Linked DNA regions of Homo sapiens: region 2 is linked to region 1. Evidence: read pairs that join two places in POLR2A ChIA-PET (ENCODE). Cell type or tissue: PC-9. All regions are shown on one strand. Each heading gives the region's core, and the rest is flanking DNA. Links, peaks and the distances in the headings are about the cores only.

What was found. ChIA-PET counts read pairs that join two places held together with the same protein. Peaks named below come from ENCODE experiments on the same cell type or tissue, not always from the same donor. Only the 100,000 strongest peaks of a DNase experiment are listed, where the experiment ranks them.
Region 2: POLR2A ChIA-PET joins it to region 1 with 8 read pairs; 2 of 35 experiments call an interaction of 5 or more read pairs at or near these places.

The regions. Positions count from the first base shown.
Region 1 is chr16:67,858,280-67,863,650 of GRCh38, forward strand. All of the region lies in intron 1 of NUTF2 (nuclear transport factor 2), which reads left to right. Among named protein-coding and RNA genes, the nearest start is that of EDC4, 12 kb to the right of the region's middle. In PC-9, for the core only: no CTCF peak of the experiment used is centred there; a DNase peak (open chromatin) is centred at 2,942; H3K27ac peaks cover 1,126 bases.
Region 2 is chr16:67,492,714-67,498,084 of GRCh38, forward strand. The region is part of intron 3 of ATP6V0D1-DT (ATP6V0D1 divergent transcript); the gene reads left to right. Among named protein-coding and RNA genes, the nearest start is that of AGRP, 12 kb to the left of the region's middle. In PC-9, for the core only: CTCF peaks have their summits at 1,479 (motif pointing right) and 1,678; no DNase peak of the experiment used is centred there.

The DNA of each region.
Region 1 (5,371 bases), core at 286-5,285:
ACCTCAGCCTCCCGAGTAGCTGGGACTATAGGCGCATGCCACCATTTCTGGCTAGTTTTTGTATTTTTAGTAGAGACGGGGTTTCACCATGTTGGCCAGGCTGGTTTCAAACTCCTGACCTCAAGTGATCTGCCTGCTCAGCCTCCCAAAGTGCTGGGATTACAGGCGTGAGCCACTGTACCTGGCCACTAGACAGCAACTTTAGACTAAGGGGTCAGGGAAGGTGTGAATGAGGAGGTGACATTCGAGCTGGCACATATGTGACACACGAAGATCTAGGAAGTAGAGTGGTCCAGATAGAAGGAGCAGCAGTTACAAAGCCCTGCGATGAGAACAGACTCAGCATGTTCCAGATAGAGGAAATTGCCTGGTGCAACTGTAGAGGAGGGGAGGGAGTGGCAAGAGATGAGGTTGGACAGCCAGGAGGGCCAGGTCACCTAGGACAGGATAAGTGGTTGAGACTTTGTTCCAGGTGCCATGGGACAGAATACATAGTAGCACCCCTCCTCAGACCATAAAATCGGGGGACTTCCAGAAGGACTGACACCCAGCAGTGTCTTCCTGTCTGGTTGCTGCTGCTCTGCCTTCAGGACACTTTTTTTTTTTTTTTTGAGACAAGATCTCACTGTGTTGCCCAGTCTGGACCTCCCTGGCTCAAGCCATCCTCCTACCTCAGCCTCCCGAGTAACTGGGGCTACAGGCATATTCCACTATGTCCAGCTTTTTTTTTTTTCCTGTAGACATGAGGTCTCACTATGTTGTCCAGGCTGGTCTTGAACTGCTGGGCTTAAGCAGTCCTCCTGCCTTGGACTCCCAAAGTGTCCGAGGGATTACAGTCATGATTACAGGTGTGAGCCACCACACCCGCAAGACGCTTTTTACACTCTGGCTCCGAGGGTTTGTTTTTGTTTGTTTGTTGAGATGGAGTCTCACTCTGTTGCCCAGGCTGGAGTGCAGTGGGGTGTTCTCAGCACACTGCAACCTCCACCTCTCAGGTTCAAGCAGTTCTCCTGCCTTAGCCTCCCAAGTAGCCGGGATTACAGGTGCATGCCACCACACCCAGCTGATGATTTTTTTTTTTTTTTTTGAGGTGGAATTTTGCTCTTGTTGCCCAGGCTAGAGTGCAATGGCACAATCTCGGTTCACCGCAACCTCTGCCTCCCGGGTTCAAGCGATTCTCCTGCCTCAACCTCCTGAGTAGCTGGGATTACAGGGAAAAATTAGCTGCCACCATGCCCAGCTAATTTTTTGTATTTTTAGTAGAGACGGGATTTCTCTATGTTGGCCAGGCTTGTCTGGAACTCTCGACCTCAGGTGATCCACCCGCCTCAGCCTCCCAAAGTCCTGGGATTAGAGGCGTGAGCCACCGCGCCTGACCTGATTTTTGTATTTTTAGTAGAGATGGGGTTTCACCATGTTGTGCCCAGGCTGGTCTGGAACTCCTGACCTCAGGTGATCCACCCGCCTTGGCCTCCCAAAATGTTGAAATTACAGGCGTGAGCCACTGCGCCAGGCCTTTTTTTTTTTTTTTTTTTTTTTTTTTGGAGATGGAGCCTCACTCTGTCACCCAGGCTAGAATGCCGTGGGTCGTTCTTAGCTCACTGCAGCCTCCACCTCTCGGGTTCAAGCAATTCTGCCTCAGCCTCCCGGGTAGCTGGGATTACAGGTGTACACCACCATGGCCAGATATTTTATTATTTTTTTTTTTCTTTTTTTTTGAGATGGAGTCTGGCTGTGTTGCCCAGGCTGGAGTGCAGTGGTGCAATCTCCACTCACTGCAAGCTCCGCCTCCTGGGTTCACGCCATTCTGCTGCCTCAGCCTCCCAAGTAGCTGGGACTACAGGTGTCTGCCACCACGCCCAGCTAATTTTTTGTATTTTTAGTAGAGACGGGGTTTCACCATGTTAGCCAGGATGGTCTTGATCTCCTGACCCTGTGATCCGCCCACCTTGGCCTCCCAAAGTGCTGGAATTACAGGTGTGAGCCATCATGCCCAGCCTTTTTGTTTGTTCTGAGGCAGAGTCTTGCCCTGTCACTCAGGGTGGATTGCAGTGGTAAGTTCACAGCTCACTGTAGCCTGGACCTCCCAGGCTCAGGTGATCTTCCCACCTCAGCCTCCTGAGTAGCTGAGACTAAAGGAGTGAACCACCATGCCCGGCTAATTTTTAAAATTTTTTGTAGATATGGGGCTTTGTTGCTGAGGCTGGTCTGGAACTCCTGGACTCAAGTGATCCTCCTGCGTGGGCCTCCCAAAGTGCTGAGATTACAGATGTGAGCTACTATGCCCAGCCTTGGGCCTGAGGGGTTTAAGCCATGTTGGCTATCAGTTTCCCTGTTGGAGGAGTCCTTTCCAGGCTGTGCCTCAAGGCTGTGTTTTTGGCCTCCGTGATAGCATGTGTGGAGGATAGCCACGACTGGTACCAATTTTGGGGCCCTCACTGTAGGCCATGCAAATCTGCTGGCATTCCCTGTGGGCTTCAGCAGACACATGAGAATCTTTCTGTGTGCCAGTCTGGAAGGAGTGATAGCGTCTTCTCGATCACTCTCCTGCCTCAGGCTAGGATCTCTGTCTGCTCTGTCTGCTTTGCTGAGATGGTAGAACAGGGTTGTGACCTCGAAGGTTTGAGAAAGCTGACATCATCCTCCATGAAAACTCCTGTTGTTTGGACTCTAGGTTTGATGTGGAACTCTTCTGCCTGAGGCCTTTGTTTGGAGGTGGAAGCCCTGGTTCAGGACTGCCTTGCCCCTTTCTGAGAGAGCCAGGCTCAGAGGAGTGCTCTCACTGATGTAGTCTGTTCTTGTCTCCAGGCCCACGTTGTCACTAGAAGTCCTGACTCTGGAGAGGCCTCCAAATCTGGTCAGTCCAATTCCACCACCTATCAGCTGCTGACCTAGAGCGAGTTGGAGTTGGCTAACCTCGCTGAATCTCCTTTTGGTCATCTCTAACAAGGGGGTTGACTCACAGGGTGTGGTTACAAACAAGTGCACATAAGCTCTTTGCACATTTCTGTGCCTCATATGCATTAGTGAAAATGAAGTGTTCACAGCCAGACAGTTATTTTGAGTTTTGTTCTTGGAAACACTTAAAATTGGAAGATAAAAATGGAGTTTTTCTGTTGTCTAACGGGATCTCCTGGGTCAGAGGTTTTAACCTGGGATCTATGGCTGAACAGTTGAAAATTATTCACAAGGCTGGGGCATCTCTACCTCTGTGCAAATGTGTTGGGAGAGGGCCACAGTTGCTGAGACATTCTTGGAGGGTCTTTGCACTCACAGAGACCTAAGGGTCAGTGAAGGCTGGTGTTCAGTGGGTGAGAGGTCATCAGAGTCTTTTCTGCTCCTCAAGGAGCCTGGCCTCAGCCTGCGGACTGTTGGGGTGAAGCAGGAGATGGTGTGGTCAGCGGCCCTCTCACAAGAGCTGTAGGAGAAGCTGTCATGATGGTCAGTCCCCAGTCTAATGTGAGGCTGCCTCTGAGCCCGGGCTTTTTTGTTTCCAGCCTGTTACTTGCACAGTAAATGTGTTAGAAACAAGATCAGAGCTTGCTGGCTATTCTGGGGAACATCTTCCAGCCTGGCCTGGACCCCTCCCTCATGTTGCATGGGGATAGGATGGGGGCTCTGCACTCTTGCTTCTTTTTTTGGACTCAAGAGTGTTGCCTCCCGTGGGAAGGGTGGGGATCGCAGGAGGGGACTTTCCTGTGTACAAAACATGGTGAGCAGGCTCTCGGTAGGTTCTGTTGTGTCTGTATGTAGCTGGATCGAGGTAGGAGGGAATGGCTTAGGGAGATGGGGATGAGGGTGGATGGCCACCTGTGGAGCTTAGGGAGTTTGGCCTTTAAGCCAAAAGCAAGGGTGTTTGTAGGGGAGGAGCATGGTCAGCTTTGTGGTTTAGAGCTCAGGGATGCAGAGTTAGCAGAAAAAAGAGACGGGCCTTGACCAGAGGACCCAGTGTCAGCACTGATGTACCAGGTGAGCTTAGGGCAAGACCCAGCGACATCACTGGATGACAGTGGATTCTGACTATGTGGCTGTTGTGATCACTACTTGGAAATAAACACAAGACAGTGAAGCAGGCCTCAATCCCACATAGTTTTGAAGGTTCCTTGTCATTTTCTGGGAGCCCCTGATGTGTCCTATTCCTCAGAGAGCTTACTCTTCCCCACTCTTCTCTGCCCTACCAGGCCAAAGGGTCTTTCTCTTCCTTTATCCCTCCACCCCATTTCCTTCCACCACCACTTCAGTCAAGGAGTTTTTGTATCAGAAAGTTATCACAGGCCAGTTATGGTGGTGCACGCCTGTAATCCCAGCACTTTGGGAGGCCAAGCTGGGTGGATCACTTGAGCTCAGGAGTTTGAGACCAGCCTGAGCAATATGGTGAAGCCTGGTCTCTACAGAAAACACAAAAAGCAGCCAGACGTGGTGGTGCTTGCCTGGAGTCTCAGCTCCTTGGGAGGTTGAAGTGGGAGGATTGCTTGAGTCCTGGAGGTCAAGGCTACAGGGAGATGAGATGGCATCACTGTACCCTGACCTGGGGGACAGAGCGAGACCCTTTTCATGCCCCGGGACATTTGCTGGTGCTGTTTCTTCTGGTTGGCATACCCTTTCTGAGGACTGCCCAACTTTGCTCTGAGCCAAGGGTAGAAGGAGATGTGGCCCTTATCCATTCCTCCAGCTTTTCCCCTACCCTCAGAGCTCTTAGGCAGTGGGTATGGCACCTTGGAAGCTGCAGCAGGGTCAGGGCACATTGAGTGACTAAGCATAGCAAGTACCAGGTGGACGGGGCAGAAATGCCAGAGGTGGGAGCTGTGCTCTGCCTTAGGTCCTCTAAGTTTGTGTGTGAGTACAGCCAGTGTCTGACCTCTTGGAAATGTGACCAAGACCACAGTGAAGACTAGATGATGGTCCTGTGCTTTCCCCACTTGTTGATTTCTTTCTTGGCAGAGTATGAACTAGGACACACCTTGTGTTCCTGTGTGGCAGGCGTGACTGGATCCAAGCTTTCTCCCCTGCTTGCTTTAGATTTTCCTGGACATTTCTTAGTCATCCCAGCACTGAGCTTCTATTTTTAGTGCCACTACCTCCTAGGGGACCTAAAATAAAGCTGGCTTAGCTTCCTGCTCCCTCATTGGCTTGAGTGTTGGTCACAGAGCGGAGGATTGGCTGCGTTCTCACTCTTTCCCTACACGATTCCTCCCCGCTGGCTCCTCTGGCTTTGGGCGAGGTCACACGGACTGGAGTGAGCTAGCACTTACCATGTTGAGCTGAGGGCTTTATCATGTTCCTTTAGAGAAGCTTCACAACCACCGGCACTGTCAGGTTGCCATCCCCATCTTATAGTGGAGGAGGCTGAGGCCCTAAGAAGGGCAGTGAC
Region 2 (5,371 bases), core at 151-5,150, 370 kb before region 1:
ACCATCTCAAAAAAAAAAAAAAAGAGAGAGAAGAGAGGAGGGTCTGAAGACTTCCTGCTGGCTGAGTGTTATCTGCCTCAGGCTACCCTGACTTTTTCACTGTTTTTCACTTTTTTTTTTTTTTTGAGATAGTCTCACTGTGTAGCCCAGGCTGATGTGCATAACACAGCAGCCTTGAACTCCCTGGTTCAAGTAATCTCCCTACCTCAGCCTCCTGAGTAGCTGAGACTACAGGCATGCACTACCTCTCCCAGCTCGCTACTTTTCAGAAAGGGTAGACAAACTACAGTAGCTGCCTGGACACCATACTTGGAGGAGAAGGGGAGGGGGAGGCTGCACCGGATTCTGTCTTCTGAACTATGTTATCTTCCAGTTTCAACATCATAAATAGCACAGCAATCTTATATGATGGGCCTCCTGATGTGATGCAAAAATCACCAAAGTAGTATTCTTGACAAAAGTATTTACCATGAATCCAATCTTGAAGAAGCAATCAGGTAAATCCAGAATATACTAGAAAAGTGGCCTGGCCTAAACTCCTAAAAAGAAAATCAATGACATGAAAAACAAACAGGCTGAGTGTGGGGCAGAGGATACTCTTCTATATTAAAAGACACTAGAGAGACATAACCAAATCCAATTCATGAACCTTGCTTCACTCCTGGACTAAAATAAGAATGCTAAAATGGGCTGGGCGTGGTGGCTCACGCCTGTAATCCCAGCACTTTGGGAGGCTGAGGTGGGCGGGTCACCTGAGGTCGGGAGTTTGAGACCAGCCTTACCAACAAACCCCATCTCTACCAAAAATACAAAATTAGCTGGGTATGGTGGCATATGCCTGTAAACCCAGCTACTCGGGAGGCTGAGGCAGGAAAATTGCTTGAATCCGGGAGGCAGAGGTTGCAGTGAGCCGAGATCGCACCATTGCACTCCAGCCTGGGAAACAAGAGCAAAATTCCGTCTCAAAAAAAAGAAAAAAACATGGTAAAATGGCATTCTTGGAACAAGTCAGGGTGATACTGCTGAATTACTGTTGGTGTGGTGATGGTGTTTTCATTGTGTAGAGCAAGGTTTCTCAACCTCTACTGTTAACATTTTGGTGCAGATAATTTTCCTTTTCTTTTTTTTTTGAGGCAGGATCTTGCTCTGTTGTCCAGGCTGGAGTGCAGTGGTGCAATCATGGCTCACTGCAACCTCCCCTTCCCAGGCTCAAGTGATCCTCCCAGCTCAGCTTCCCGAGTAGCTGGGACCACGGGCCCACGTTGCCACGCCCGGCTAATTTTTTGTATTTTTTGTAAAGATGGCGTCTCACTTTGTTGCCCAGGCCGGTCTCAAACTCCTGGACTCAAGTGATTCTCCCACCTCTGCCTCCCAAAGTGTTGGGATTACCAGCAACCCCAGGCCCACATAATTCTTTCTGGTGGGAAGTTTAACAGCAGTTCTGTTCTCTGCCCACTAGGTGTCAGTAGCACCACACCTCTTTAGTTGCAACAACTAAAAAACGTCAAATGTTCTCCAAATAGGTAGTGGTGATGGTTGAATAACATCGTGAATATACAAAAACCATTGGACTGTACCCTTTAAAATGGTTAAAATAGTGAATTTTATATCATGTAAATTTTCCCAATAAAAAATGTTATTAGGCCGGGTGCGGTGGCTCACATCTGTAATCCCAGCACTTTGGGAGGCCAAAGCTGGCAGATCACTCGAGGTCAGGAGTTTGAGACCAGCCTGGCCAACATGGTAAAGCCCCGTCTCTACTAAAAATACAAAAATTAGCCGGGCGTGGTGGCATGTGCTTGGAATCCCAGCTACTTGAGAGGCTAAGGCAGGAAACTCGCTTGAACCCAGGAGGCAGATCTTGCAGTGAGCTGAGATCACACCATTGCACTCCAGCCTGGGTGACAAGAAAGAAACTACGTCAAAAAAGAAAAAGAAATGAGTTTCCTCCTCCATACTTGCAGAGCCCCAGTGAGTCCCTGCTCTGCAATGCTCATACCCATTGTGCTGTTACTGCAAGTCAATGAGAACGTTGGTGGACTTCTCTCCACTTCACAGAAGAATGAATGGAGGCCCAGAACAATGGCATGAACCTGTCGTTTCTTGGCCTTTTGGCTAAGATCAAGTGCAATGGCATGAACCTGACCATAGTCGTAGACAAACAAGAGGCAGAGACATTGTCTTAGTTTGAGTTCCCACTTCAGAAAACCTTGAGACAAACATTGTAGCACAGGAAGTTTATTAAGAGGATACAAGCCAGGCATGGTGGCTCACGCCTGTAATCCCAACACTTTGGGAGGCCAGGGTGGACAGATTGCCTGAGCCCAGGAGTTCAAAACCAGCCTGGGCAACATGGGGAAATCCTGTCTATAAAAAATACAAAACTTAGGCTGGGCGCAGTGGCTCACGCCCGTAATCCCAGCACTCTGGGAGGCTGACATGGCTGGATCACTTGAGGTCAGGAGTTTGAGATCAGCCTGGCCAACACGGTGAATGAAACCCCATTTCTACTAAAAATACAAAAATTATCCAGGTGTTGTGGTGTGCACCTGTAATCCTAGCTACTTGGGAGGCTGAGGCAGGAGGCTCACTTGAACCTGGGAGGCAGAGGTTGCAGTGAGCTGAGATCGTGCCACTGCCACTCCAGCCTGGGTGACAGCGAGACTCTGTCTCAAAAAAAAAATAGCCTGGCATTGTGGCATATACCTGCAGTCCCAGCTATTAGGGAGGCTTAGGTGGGAGGATTGCTTAAGCCTAGGAGGTCAAGACTGCAGTAAGCCAGCCGGGGGCGGTGGGTCAAGCCTATAATCCCAGCACTTTGGGAGGCCGAGGCAGGCGGATCATGAGGTCAGGAGATCAAGACCATCCTGGCTAACATGGTGAAACCCTGTCTCTGCTAAAAATACAAAAAAATTAGCCGGGTGTGGTGGCGGGCGCCTGTAGTCCCAGCTACTCAGGAGGCTGAGGCAGGAGAATGGCTTGAACCCGGGAGGCAGAGCTTACAGTGAGCTGAGATTGCACCACTGCACTCCAGCCTGGGCGACAGAGCAAGACTCCATCTCAAAAAAAAAAGACTGCAGTAAGCCGTGAGCATGCCACTACACTCAGTCTGGGCGACAGAGCAAGACCCTGTCTCAAAAATAAATAAGGAAATAAAAGAGGATACAAAGAACAAGCGTACAAAAATACAGGGAGGGAAGACAGCCACTATAAAGTGGGTCATAAGCAGGGTTCCACCAGGGATGCCTGGTCCCCCCGGGGTGTGGGTGGGGAACTCTGGGCTGCAGTGCAGAATGCATGTCTCAGAGAAGTTCCACCCAAGGCAGGAGGAAGGTGAGTAGATATACAGCAACCCTGTCTCAGTCCCTTGGAGGGTTGTTGGGGGAGAGTTAACTCCTAGCACTTCTGACCAACTTGTAGAGTGAGCTCAGAAAGCCCCAGACACATCAGAGGCAGATACCAGCAGTGGACACCAAGAGTCTGTTCCACGTGTGTCTAAGCATACTTATCCCCCAAAATGTGGCGCCCACACCAACAGCATCAGCCTAAGGTAGGAACCTGGGAGGATGTTAAGTCTGGCTCTGCCCCAACATAATGAATCACAAACTCCTGGGGTAGGGCTCAGCTGCTAGAGTTTGTTTGTTTATTTGTTTGTTTGTTTGTTTGTTTTGAAATGGAGTCTCACTGTGTCGCCCAGGCTGGAGTGCAGTGGCTCCATCTCGGCTCACTGCAACCTCCGCTTCCCAGGTTCCAGCGATTCTCCTGCCTCAGCCTCCCGAGTAGCTGGGACTACAGGCACGAGCCACCATGCCCGGCTAATTTTTGTGTTTTTTAGTAGAGACAAGCTTTCACTATATTAGCCAGGCTGGTCTCGAACCCCTGACCTCGTGATCCGCCCACCTCGGCCTCCCCAAGTGCAGGGATTACAGATGTGAGCCACCGCGCCCGGCCAACTGCTAGAGTTTTAACAGACCTTTCAGGTGGCTCTGATGTGACTGAGCTTTGAGAATCTCTGCCCTAACCCACCATTTCTAACTCCAAAGCCCAAGGTCTTTCTGGTACTAGATGATGGCTGAGGCCTGCAGCCAATTAGTGGGAAGGGCTGCTGGGGATGTTAGAGGCAGAGGAATAAGCGGCCTGACACTCAGCTCCGGGGACACCAAATAGGTGCTGGCCCTTGTAACCCAGTGAGGAGGCAGCGCTCATTCCTTTATCTTAAAATATGTCCTGAGCACTTACTGCATGCCAGAGCCTGGTGCAAATGCTTAGGGCTTACTAGGAACCTGGGGGTGGAGGGAGCAGGGTTGATGTGAAGGCTGGGTATTGAACACAAAGAATTTGGGTCTTTTGGGGCTCCTGTGGTCTGGTCCACTCCTTGGAGATACCCACCAGGAGATGACTCAGCCTTCCTAGTCCAGGAAGGCCCCCGCCTCTTTTTCTGTGAGCCCAGCCATCACCTTATTGCCTTCAGCATGTCCTGAATGGATTTTGTCACTGTTACTGGGGCCTGCAAAGCACACAGCCCTCGTGGTCCAGCTAAGACCACCTGGCCACAGGCCGGCCCACAGCCGTACTTGCAGGGTGAACCAAAGTCAAGGAAGGGTCCAGAGAAGCTGGGTCTGAATGCCACCCACCACTTCCCCATGTCAGGAGATGACACTTATGTGGACACCCCAGGGATTCCTATGATTCCTCCAACCCATCACCTTTTCTAGAGCACCCCTCACTCCTCTCTCCAGAGTCTCCCACCTTTCCAGCACTGGCTTCCCAAGTTCCACTCTCTGCAGCCTCCATCTGTGGCCTGGACCCCAGGATCCAACCCCCTAAACTCCTTCTAGGCAACCATCTTGGGCAACTTCACCCAATGACAACCTATGCTCCTCCTGTTATTGACAGCCCTGAAAAAATGGAGTTCAAGGTCATAGGCCCCATTGGACCTGATATCTTCACCAGGCTCCTGAGAACCCAACTGAGCAGCCCTGTCCTCAGATTCCAGCTCGGACATAACATTGGGGGTCAGAAAACTGACTCCCAAGGTACAAACTGGAACAGCCAGGGTGAGTGCCAGCACACAGGATGGCTTCCTCATCATAGGCCAGAGTCTGGCCCTGGGTTAGCAAGTTCAGGGCAGCCTACAAGAGGAATGAGCTGGAAAGAGCTGTGGCCAACCCAGGGAGGCCCCAAATACACCAAGTCCCAGGTCCTCCTGCTCTTGTCACCTTTCTACAGTGGTAAGACAAGACACATTGTCTGAACAGTCCCAGTTCAGAACTTCTGTCGTGGAGCCTGTAGTGCTGCAAAGGTTGAAGACAGTGGCTTATACCCAGCTCAGTTCTTTATTTTCTCTCTTTCTCTCCTTCCTTCCTTCCTT